2 separate regions of the Mus musculus genome follow, and region 1 is linked to region 2. Evidence: chromatin loops called from intact Hi-C (ENCODE). Cell type or tissue: heart. All regions are shown on one strand.

Region 1 (5,000 bases), 81 kb after region 2:
CTGGTTAGACTTGCAGAGAGAGAATAAAACGTCCCCTGCCAGTCACCTCTGCCTCCTGGTGTTCACGCGGCAGTGTGATCTCTAGCTGTACAGTGCCAAGTTGGCGTGCACCGCTGACAGAAGACGGCGAAGACGGCGGAGCTGATGGCGTGGCACCTTTACGTTGGTGCTGTTGGTGACGGTGATAGCGATGACAGGAAAGCTGGGAAGGGTCCTGGAAATGACAGATCTCCTGATGGCATCATCCATACAAAAGCAGAGCGTCTGGTGGCTTAAGGATGCTCAGGGTTGCCTGGAGCCGATGGCAGGGACAACAGTAGGGCCACTGAGAATGGCCATACTCGGACTTTGCTGCCCTGTACACAGTAATGGCTGAATTCCCCAGTCCCCGGACTACTCGGAATGCCTCCCTTCACATCAACTCTGAGTCCATTCAAACTTGGAGTGGCCAAAAGGAACTGGGGGTTCTGGAGCCAGCCAGGTCCCAGATCATGGAGATTGGGAGGGACCAGCGCAGTAGGAGTGGGAGCTAGCGGAGGGAGCCTAGGCAGAAAGACCCGGGCCAGAGGTAGGAAGCAAAAAGAAACTGCAAGTCCTGAGCCTTCCACACATGGCTGATAGAGACTAGGATTCTCACCTCTGTCTGTGTGGCCCCCTTATCCCTGATTGGTCGCCTTCTAATTCCCTCTCCTTCCCATTCGTGTCAGTTTTAAGAATCTCTTCTCCCACCATGAAACAGAATTGAAGGGGTCCTTCACTCCCGCTTTCCCTGTGTTTTTCACTGTCCCAAGCTCCAGGACTACCAGCCTAGGGATGCCACTATCCATACTCAGCTGGGCCCGCCCACATCATTTATTAATTAAGAAAATGCCTTACAGGCTTGCCTAGAGCCAGATCTTAGGGAGACATTTAATTGAGATTCCCTCCTTTTAGATGATTTTAGCTTGTACCAAGTTGACATAAAATCATCCATCACAATGTGTGTGTGTGTGTGTGTGTGTGTGTGTGTGTATGTGTGTGTGTGGGTGTGTGGGTGTGTGGGTGTGGTGTGTATATAGTGTGTGTGTGGTGTGTGTGGTATGTGTGTGTATATGAGTGTGTATGTGTGTGTGTGGTGTGTGTGTAGTGTCTGTGTGTATGTGTGTAGTGTGTGTGTATGTGTGTGTGTGGTATGTGTGTATAGTGTGTGTGGTGTGGTGTGTGTGTGGTATGTATGTGTGGATAGTATGTGTGTGTAGTGTGTGTGTGGTGTGTGTATGTGTATGTATACATGTGCGTGGTGTGTGTGTGTATGTGTGCATGGTATGTGTATGTGTGTGTGGTATGTGTGTATAGTGTGTGTGTATGTGTGTGTGGTATGTGTGTATAGTGTATGTGTAGTGTGTGTAGTATGTATGTGTGTGTGTGTAGTGTGTGGTGTGTGGTATGTGTGTATGAGTGTGTGTGTGTGTGTGGTGTGGGTGTGTTTACTAAGCTGAAATATATAGAGTACAAACGTACTTGACGGCAACTTAGTTTTTATGAAGTATAGACATAGACCCACCCATGTGCTGAGAAAACTCTGTGTGGAAATGGTAAGAGAGTGGGTGCTAGGTGACACCTGGTCATCATAAAAGATTTCCCTTCCTTGTGATAAGATCAGAGCATGGGTGGCTTCACACGCTCTCTAGCTTTGTTCCTCCGTCTCTCTGGGCTCTCTCCTCGCTGAACAACAGGAGCTCTCAAGCCCTGCTAGCAGCTCTGCCCCCTCCAGTCAGTGCTTAGCAGTCAGTGCTATTCCTGTCAGAGCCCCTCCTGCAGGCACAGGAGGTCCCTGACATCACAGACCCACACAGTCACAGACACCCAGCCAGCTGCTTGAGGATGGCAAAACTTAAATTGGACACATTCATGGTAAGTCCATGCTCTCGTGCTGTCTTTAGGCTACATTTAGCATACAGTGTATTCCAAGACAGCTGGATATGCAGCATTTCCTGGGAGCTGGTGGGCATTTCTGGAACCTAGGTACACCCCAGTGTAGTGTACTGTCTTACTGTGCTGTACCCGGAGACACGGTGAGAAAGAGGTCTGTCTTACAGTAGATTTGATTTTTTTCCTCCTTTGTTTTCCTGATTTTTGTTGAGACAGGGGCTAGCTATGTAGCCTTAGCGGGCCTTGAGCTTGCTATGTAGGCCTTTAAGAGGCAGAGACAGGTGGATCTCTGTGAATTTGAGGCCAACCTGGACTATAGAGTGAGTCCCAGGCGAGCCAGGGCTCTGTAGAAAGATGTTGTCTCAAAAAAGCAAACAAACAAAACAAACAACCTTCTGTCTGAGACAGGCATGGGGGGTGTGCACCTTTAAACTCAGCATTGGGAGGAAGAGGCAGGGGAACATGAGGCCAGACTGGTCTACATGGTGACTTTTAGGCCAGCCAGGGATACACAGTGAGACACTGTCTCAAAAACAAACAAAACTCCCGTGTCTAGAGACTGGAGATGACTCAGAGGGTGAGAGCATCTGCTGCTCTGCAGAGGACCTGAGTTTTCTTCTTGGCACCCACATCAGTTAGTTCTTAGGCATGTAGTTCCAGCTCCATAGGATCTGATGCCCTCTTCTGGCCTCTGAGGGCATTACACTCATGCACGCATAATCTCTCTCTCTCTCTCTCTCTCTCTCTCTCTCTCTCTCTCTCTCTCTCTCACACACACACACACACACACACACACACTCAATAAATGTAACTAAAATTTTTAATAAAGGAACAAACATCTACACAGCAACATGTGTATTTTTCCAGTGGCTTTATTTGTAAATATGAACACTTGGGCACAGCCAAGACATCAATCAGTAGATGACCAGATAAACTGTAACACACCCAGACACCAGACAATGGAATTCAGCACTGAAAAACAGTGAACTACCAAGGCATGAGAAGTCATCGAAGTCATAGAAATGGATATTGCTAAGTAAAATAAACCTGTCCATAAAAGCTACATACTTCATAATCTCAAATAAATGTCATTTTGGAAAAAAATAGAGATAACAGGACCTCACAAGTAAGTACTCTGCCACCCAGCCCCACCCCCTCTTCACAGAAACAGTGTCACCAAGCCGCCTAGGCTGGCCTCAAACTTGGCATCCTTTTGCCTTAGCCTCTTGAATACCTGGGAGTACAGACCTGTGTCACTAAGATTGCTGGCATAAGGTTTGAAGATATGAAAAATAATTTTAAATACATATGTTATGACATAAAGGCCAGTTTTAAATCTTAGTCCTACAGAAAGTTCCTTGAAGACTGACAAATGCTTGTTTATGGTTGGTCATCTGAGTGATGCTCCTAAGAACAAAGAGCAAGGGGTAAGCTGAGTGCTGACCACCAAGAAGCTAAACTGTGGCATGATGGAAATATCTGGAACTGATGCCTCAAGAGTCAACTTCAGCATCAGTCTTCAGCCATTGGTGGTTTGGGGCTAAACTTTGCCATGGCCTTTGGGAGCCCAGATAGTCAGATGGCTGCTCCAGTACAAAGTTGTACACTCTGAACTACCTGGAGTTGTAGAATTGTGTAGTCAGCTCTTTCTTTGTTTAAGATTTATTGATTTTATGCATATGCGTGTTCTATATGCATGGACATGTCTGTCTTAGTTAGGGTTTTACTGCTGTGAACAGATACCATGACCAAGGCAACTCTTATAAAGGATAACATTGAATTGGGACTGGCTTACAGGTTCTAAGGTTCAGTCCATTATCATCAAGGCAGGAGCATGGCAGCATCCAGGCAGGCATGGGGCTGGAGGAGCTGACAGACCCACCTCGTTCCAAAGGCAGCTAGCAGAAGAATGGCTTCCAGGCTATTAGGAAGAGAGTCTTAAAGCCCACACCCATAGTGACACACCTACTCCAACAGGGCCACACCTTCTAATAGTGCCACTCTTTGGACCAAGCATATATGAAACATCACAAGATGCATGCCAGAAGAGGGCATTAGATACCATTACAAATGGTTGTGAGCACCATAAATTGCTATGGCTTGAACTTAGGACTTCTGGAAGGACAGACATTGCTCTTAACCGCTAAGCCAACCCCATCATCCCTTTCTTATGCTGCCTAATATCAGTAAACCAACACAGCTTTGTACTCAGAATCATTCTGTCTGTGAATAGTGTAGAGAAGCTGCTAATTTAAACTAATGCTGAGCAAACTAGAGGGATGGATCCATGGTTAATAGCACCCACTGCTCTTGCAAGGGACCTGGGTTTAATCCCCAACACCCACATGGTTGATCTAACCACCTGTAACTCCAGTTCCACAGACCCAATGACTTTTCTGACTTCCAAAGACTCCCATGTGCACATGATACACAGGCACTCTCTCTCCCTCTCTCCCCCCCTCTCTCTCAGGCACACATAAACACACATAAAATAAATATTAAAGTAAGGCTGGTAATTCGTGTGTGTTATATTTTGAAATTCTACTGATAGTTGAAATACATAAATAAACTTCTCATGTGAAATTGTAAGAAATACTAATTTAAGAGTCTCCTTTTTCCAATATGATGACCTTTTAAATCTCTGTGTATGTGGGGAGTGGGAGTGTGAATATGGACATTCAACATGGTATGGCATGTGTGTGCTGTCAGAGGACAACCTTGGGTATTAGTCCTTACTATCTTCTTTATTTAAGACAGGATCTCTTTTGTTTGCTACTGTAAACACCAGAATGTCTGACCCGTGAGCTTCTTGAGTTTCTACCCCCATCTTACCATAGAAGCCCTGTGGGTACAGCTGTACATTACTAAGTCCAGATTTACATGGGCTCTGGGGATCCGAACTCAGGTCCTCACGCATGGCAGGCATTTTACCTACTGATCACTCTTAAAAGCCCCTATCTGTGTGCGTGTGTGTGTGTGTGTGTGTGTGTGTGTGTGTGTGTGTGTGTGTGTGTGTGTGTGTGCATATGTGTGTATGTATATGAATATGCATAAGCTTTTCTTTTAGGGGTTCTTGAACTGCATCCCAC
Region 2 (5,000 bases):
CTCTAGAGTTGGGCACACCTTCTCTTTCCCATGTGTTCACAATTCCCCAACTTTGTCCTGCATTAAGACTTCGAACATTGGGGATTTCCAGAGAGTGCTGGACAAGGAGGCATTTTCAGTAATCGCCAGAGGATATGTGTGTGTGTGTGTGTGTGTGTGTGTGTGTGTGTGTGTGTTTGTCTTTGTAAGGAGTGGAAACAAAGGGTATACAAGGTGCAGAGCAATGTCACTTACATGTCACTTAGTTTAAACTAATGGACAGGTTTCTCTGAAACTCTAGAATCAACCAATGTTTCCTTCCATAAGCAGAGTAAATTCTCACGGCACATTGAAGGATGTCTGGTTTACAAACAAGGACCAAAGAAGACACAAAAGAGCAAAAATAGAACAGAGACTGACATAGAGAACAGTAGAAAATAAATATTGTCTTAGCCTTTGTTTTGCGATCGGGTCTCTGTTGCTTAAGTTGGGTCTAACCTGTGATCTTCCTACTCGGTCTAACAGGAAGTGGCAGGGAGCAAATGTCTACCTCCCTACATCTGGCTCACATTTTTTTGACTAGGAGTAAAGGATATAAAGATTAAAACCAGGCAACACCATTGTTTGAAAGCTGGCCTGCCTCGGCAAGCCAGCTCTTATCTCTCACATTTGCTCATTCCTTGGAAACTCAGATAAGCATCTGAGTTCTGACTTGATGGTGTGGAATTTTGGCATGGGTAACTCCATTTTAATTTTTAGCCAAATGTGTTCGAGCCCAGTGTGGTAGCTTAGTAAAGAACAATGGTCTTGTGTGTTCTTAGTTCAACAGTGTCATTTCCTACACTGAGTGACCATGGGCAGTCCTTTGTACAAACTCTGGGCCCCACACTGAATAAAACACACCCCAAGCAGAGCTGGTTATCAGAGCGGGAAGGGCTTCACACTTGGTGGGGGTCGATGTGATGTGTGTGTAAGGAGTTCAAAGATCAGTTCCTAGCACCTACACTGGGTGGCTTACAACTGCCTGTAACTCCAGCTCCCCCTTAACTCCACTGCCCCCTTACGGCCTCTGTAGGCATCTGCACACATGTGCATAAACCCACACAGGTCACATAGTTAGAATGTATTTAACCTAGAGATCGATACACAGAGCCATGCATGTACCTTACTTGTACATTACACTATGTTAATAATTTGTTATTGGTTTTGTTAATTATGGCTGCAGTCGTAAGCATGAGCCTTGGCTCTGTCTCTCACCGTCTGTGTCACATTCAGGACATTATACCACACTTTGTCTCTCGCTATCCCCATTCTGACAAAAAGAGCCACCATTCGGAACTCATCTGTAGACATGGACAACTATGCAGATGTTTTCTAGCAGCTTGGAAGGTCTGTGCCCTGATATCCTTTCCCATTTCCCTTTCTAGTGATAGGTACACGTGCGTGACTTGGAGATGGGATAGTTAGGGGGTTGAATAAAGATAAATGGTCCACACAGACATCATTGAAGAACAGCATTGGGGAGAGTAGATCTGACGCTGTCTCCAGCACCTAGAGGGACATCTGGTTTCCTGTACTCCCCGTCCCATCCCCTCTCTTCCCCATAGTATGGATTTAACCCACTCTCCTTGTGTGAAATGTCTAGAAGTGACTCTAATGTTCCCATACGGGAACGGCCTCTTGCTCCACGACTCTCTAAAGTTATCTCACATATTAACCGCGAGTGTCTCACTCCATACGGAGACACCGTGAGGAGCAGAGACCTATTTTATAATTGTCTCTCCAGAGCCGAACACAATACGGGACACAATCAGCAGGTCAATCGTGTATCAAAAATGACCTCAGCAAAACTTTTGTCATCCTTTCCATGGAAACTCTGTTGGTCCAGTGCCAGGCACCTAGCTAATTCAGACAGAAACTGATTTCAAATGACTCATATGTGTCAAACGTAGGAGAGGTACTTGCTCTCCACATCCCGAGGCTGTAAGTTTCTGGCTTTAATGAAATTCAGAGTGTTCTTTTTGTCCTTATCCCAAGCTCCACCCGGTCTCCTGAACCAAATAACCGACAGTCAAGTCACTAGTGTGTCCCTATGTCTTTCAAGTCAGTTTCAAATTTTCCAGAATTAATCCACTCCAGATACCACTACTTGGCTACTATCTCTCGTCTTATCAGCCGTGCAGTTGGTGGGGATAAAGGTATCCATGATGATACCTATCTCTGTGACTCCAGGGCTGAGAGTGATTGGAGGGTGAGGAGAGGGTCGCAGAGCCCTCCCCTCCTTTGATGCACTCTGTAGCATGAAGGTTCTGGTGCACAAAATATGCCTGGGGTGGTACTGAGTGTTGCAAAAAAGTAGAGATCAAGAGTTCTGCACACAGCAGGACACTGCACACTGTATTTATCATTATTATTGCTTTTGCCAGTGTCTCTTCGGGTCCTTAAAGCTTTTTGCTTTGGTGTTTTGTTGTTTTGTTTTGTTTTGTTTTGTTTTGTTTTGTTTTGTTTTGTTTTTGAGTCTAGGTGTCACATGTCCCAGGCTGGCCTTAGTAGACCTTATGTAACCAAGGATCCAAGAACGTCTTTGAACTTTCGATCCCCTGCCCCCACTCCATTTGAACTTCTACTCTTCATGCATCGACCTCACGAGTACTGAAATTGAAGGTATGTTCTACCGTGTAGGTTTATGCAGTACTGGGGTTCAAACCCAGGGCTCCGTGCATACTGGGCAAACACCCTAACAACTGAGCGACACTTCGAGACTCCCCACCCCCACACACGAATTTTTAAGTTAACAAAATCTGTCTATATTAGAAATATACGAGACTGCCATGGAAATCGTTTCACAAAGTCTTACTTATTCATTTTGCTCCCCAAAGCTGGGGTGACAGTTGAGGCATTGCTTGCCTTAGATTTTCAACAAGGAGCATTTGGAGAACTTTGTTCTCCGCCATGCTACTTCCTCACGTGTCCAGCAGGTGGCAGGCTTCTCAAACATAAGTGCTTCTGGGAGCCTGAGCCGCATTCCCCCAGCACTGCAGTCTGTTTGCTTTCAGAAATCCAGTATTACCTTTAAGGAAAAAAAAAATGCTTTTAAGGGTCTGAAGAAATTCTTGACTGTGTGACCGCAGTGACACAGTCAAGGAAAGGAACGTCCGTGGTTTCCGTATTTATTATCAGTGGTAAAGCTGTAGGAAGCGCTAGAGAACGCTAAGAAGGGCCCTGTTCTGAAATGCACCCCACAAAAGAGTGAAGACAAAGAAGGCTGTTTCACCAGGTAAAGGTGCCCGCCTGCTGCTTACCCTGGCGGCCAGAGTTAGATACCACATGGTAGAAAGAATCGACCAACTGAGCCAGACATAACAGTCATAACAGCCAGTCCACACTGTCTTGACGTCCTATAAACTTGTTGTAAGCCAGTGTTCAACAGAGAGCCACAAGTTCCTTTCCACCCTGCAGTCTCAGGAAACTTTATTCATGGTAGGAGGATGAATGCTAGGAGGAGAGCCAAGTAAGTCATTTCCATGGTTTTCTTACTAGGGCTACTACACTCTAGAACAGTGCTTCTCGCCTTCCTAATGCTGCGACTACCCTTTATACAGGGATTCCCCCCACCCCAGCCATAGATTTTTTGTTGTTGTTGTTGTTGATACTTCATATTTGTAACTTGCTACTGTTGTAGACTGTAATGTAAATGGTTTTAGAGATGGAGCTTTGCCAAAGGAGTCACGACCCACAGATTGAGAACCACTGCTCTATAGGCTACACGGTCCTGGCCCCATTTGATAATGTTTTAGATTCATTGTCTTCCCAGTGACCTCACATAAAAGCTACCGTGCCACGGGGTCACCAGCCTGCAACTCAGCCTAGATCATGGTCGCATTCAGGGAAAACAGCGCATCAGACTGTCATTATGAAGCTGTGAGTCTCATCACAAACACCTACACTAATGCTTTTCTCTAAAATCCTCAGAAACATATAATCAGCCTGAAAATAAAGGAAACGCAAGTCAGAGACATCACTTTCTGGTTCACACAGCATCCATTGGTCTTGGCCACGCACTTACAAGGATGCTATAGGATACAAATAATCTCTAAGAAGATTGAAAAGCACCGCTTGCATCAAATCACGATAGGATTCATTCACTGCATGGAATCAAAAGGTTCAGAATTTCGTGGCTCTCAAAGCTGTCACGTGATCAAGGCAAGCCTTCTAGGCCCTTGGACTCCCTTTCAGGAGAGAATTGTCAGTGACAAACAGAAGATGTTTCTGGTTTCTTTGGAGATTCCATTGTGTCATGTGATGTTTTTCTGGACACTGTCTTAGGAGGAGGAGGATTTCGCTAAAGCAGACACGTGAGAGGGTGTTTTATTGAGAACAGTCACGTGGTGTTTTTCTGGAGGCAGCCTGGAAAAAGGGCTTGTGATGTTTTGCTGGAGCGGATGCTTGAGAGAACATGTGACATTAGAGAGGATAGAAATATAGCCCAGTGGACAGTGCGTGATGCTGGATGGAACTGGTACGCCTTGCCACTCTTTGCTGGTCACTGTTTATTGTGACTTCATAGAGAGAAACACACCAAAAAACTTCTGGGGGTGTTCCAGTGGCTTCTTGCGACCTCCAAGGACTCTTAAGTCAATTGGCCAATTGGCAGTCTTGGGGTTTCTCTGGGTTGACCTACCTTTGCTGATTCATTCATGAATGGTGTTTGTGGGCGGATCGTGCTGCTGCTGCTATCCTCACAACACAGATTGGATTTGCTCCAAAGAACTATTTCTAAACAGGGCCACATCCTCCTTTGCCCGATTAACCTTGCCTTTCCACTACCTCTGGTGGGTGGTGGGCTAGAAGGGAGGTTAAAGCATTTAAGTACCCTTATTAAAAGTAGATTTGAGAAGTCTAAGCCTAAAAGATGTTTGTCTCAGAGAATAAAATGTGTAAACGTGTCGATGACCTTCATAAGCTAGGAAGGGGCTCAGTGGCCACATGCCTGGGGCCCTGCATTTGATCCTCAGTAACAC

The links. Peaks named below come from ENCODE experiments on the same cell type or tissue, not always from the same donor. Only the 100,000 strongest peaks of a DNase experiment are listed, where the experiment ranks them.
Region 1: a loop joins it to region 2, with 5 times the contacts of the local background. A loop is called at or near these places in 40 of 42 quality-filtered maps.

Annotation. Positions count from the first base shown.
Region 1 is chr13:95,468,625-95,473,624 of GRCm38, forward strand. It overlaps Gm52025 (a long non-coding RNA gene), which reads left to right and starts at 1,707. Exons shown (of 3, transcript XR_003950528.1): 1 at 1,707-1,893. In heart, CTCF peaks have their summits at 67 (motif pointing left) and 2,565 (motif pointing left); no DNase peak of the experiment used is centred here.
Region 2 is chr13:95,387,404-95,392,403 of GRCm38, forward strand. No RefSeq gene overlaps it. Among named protein-coding and RNA genes, the nearest start is that of Aggf1, 15 kb to the left of the region's middle. In heart, a CTCF peak has its summit at 2,951 (motif pointing right); no DNase peak of the experiment used is centred here; H3K27me3 peaks cover 691 bases.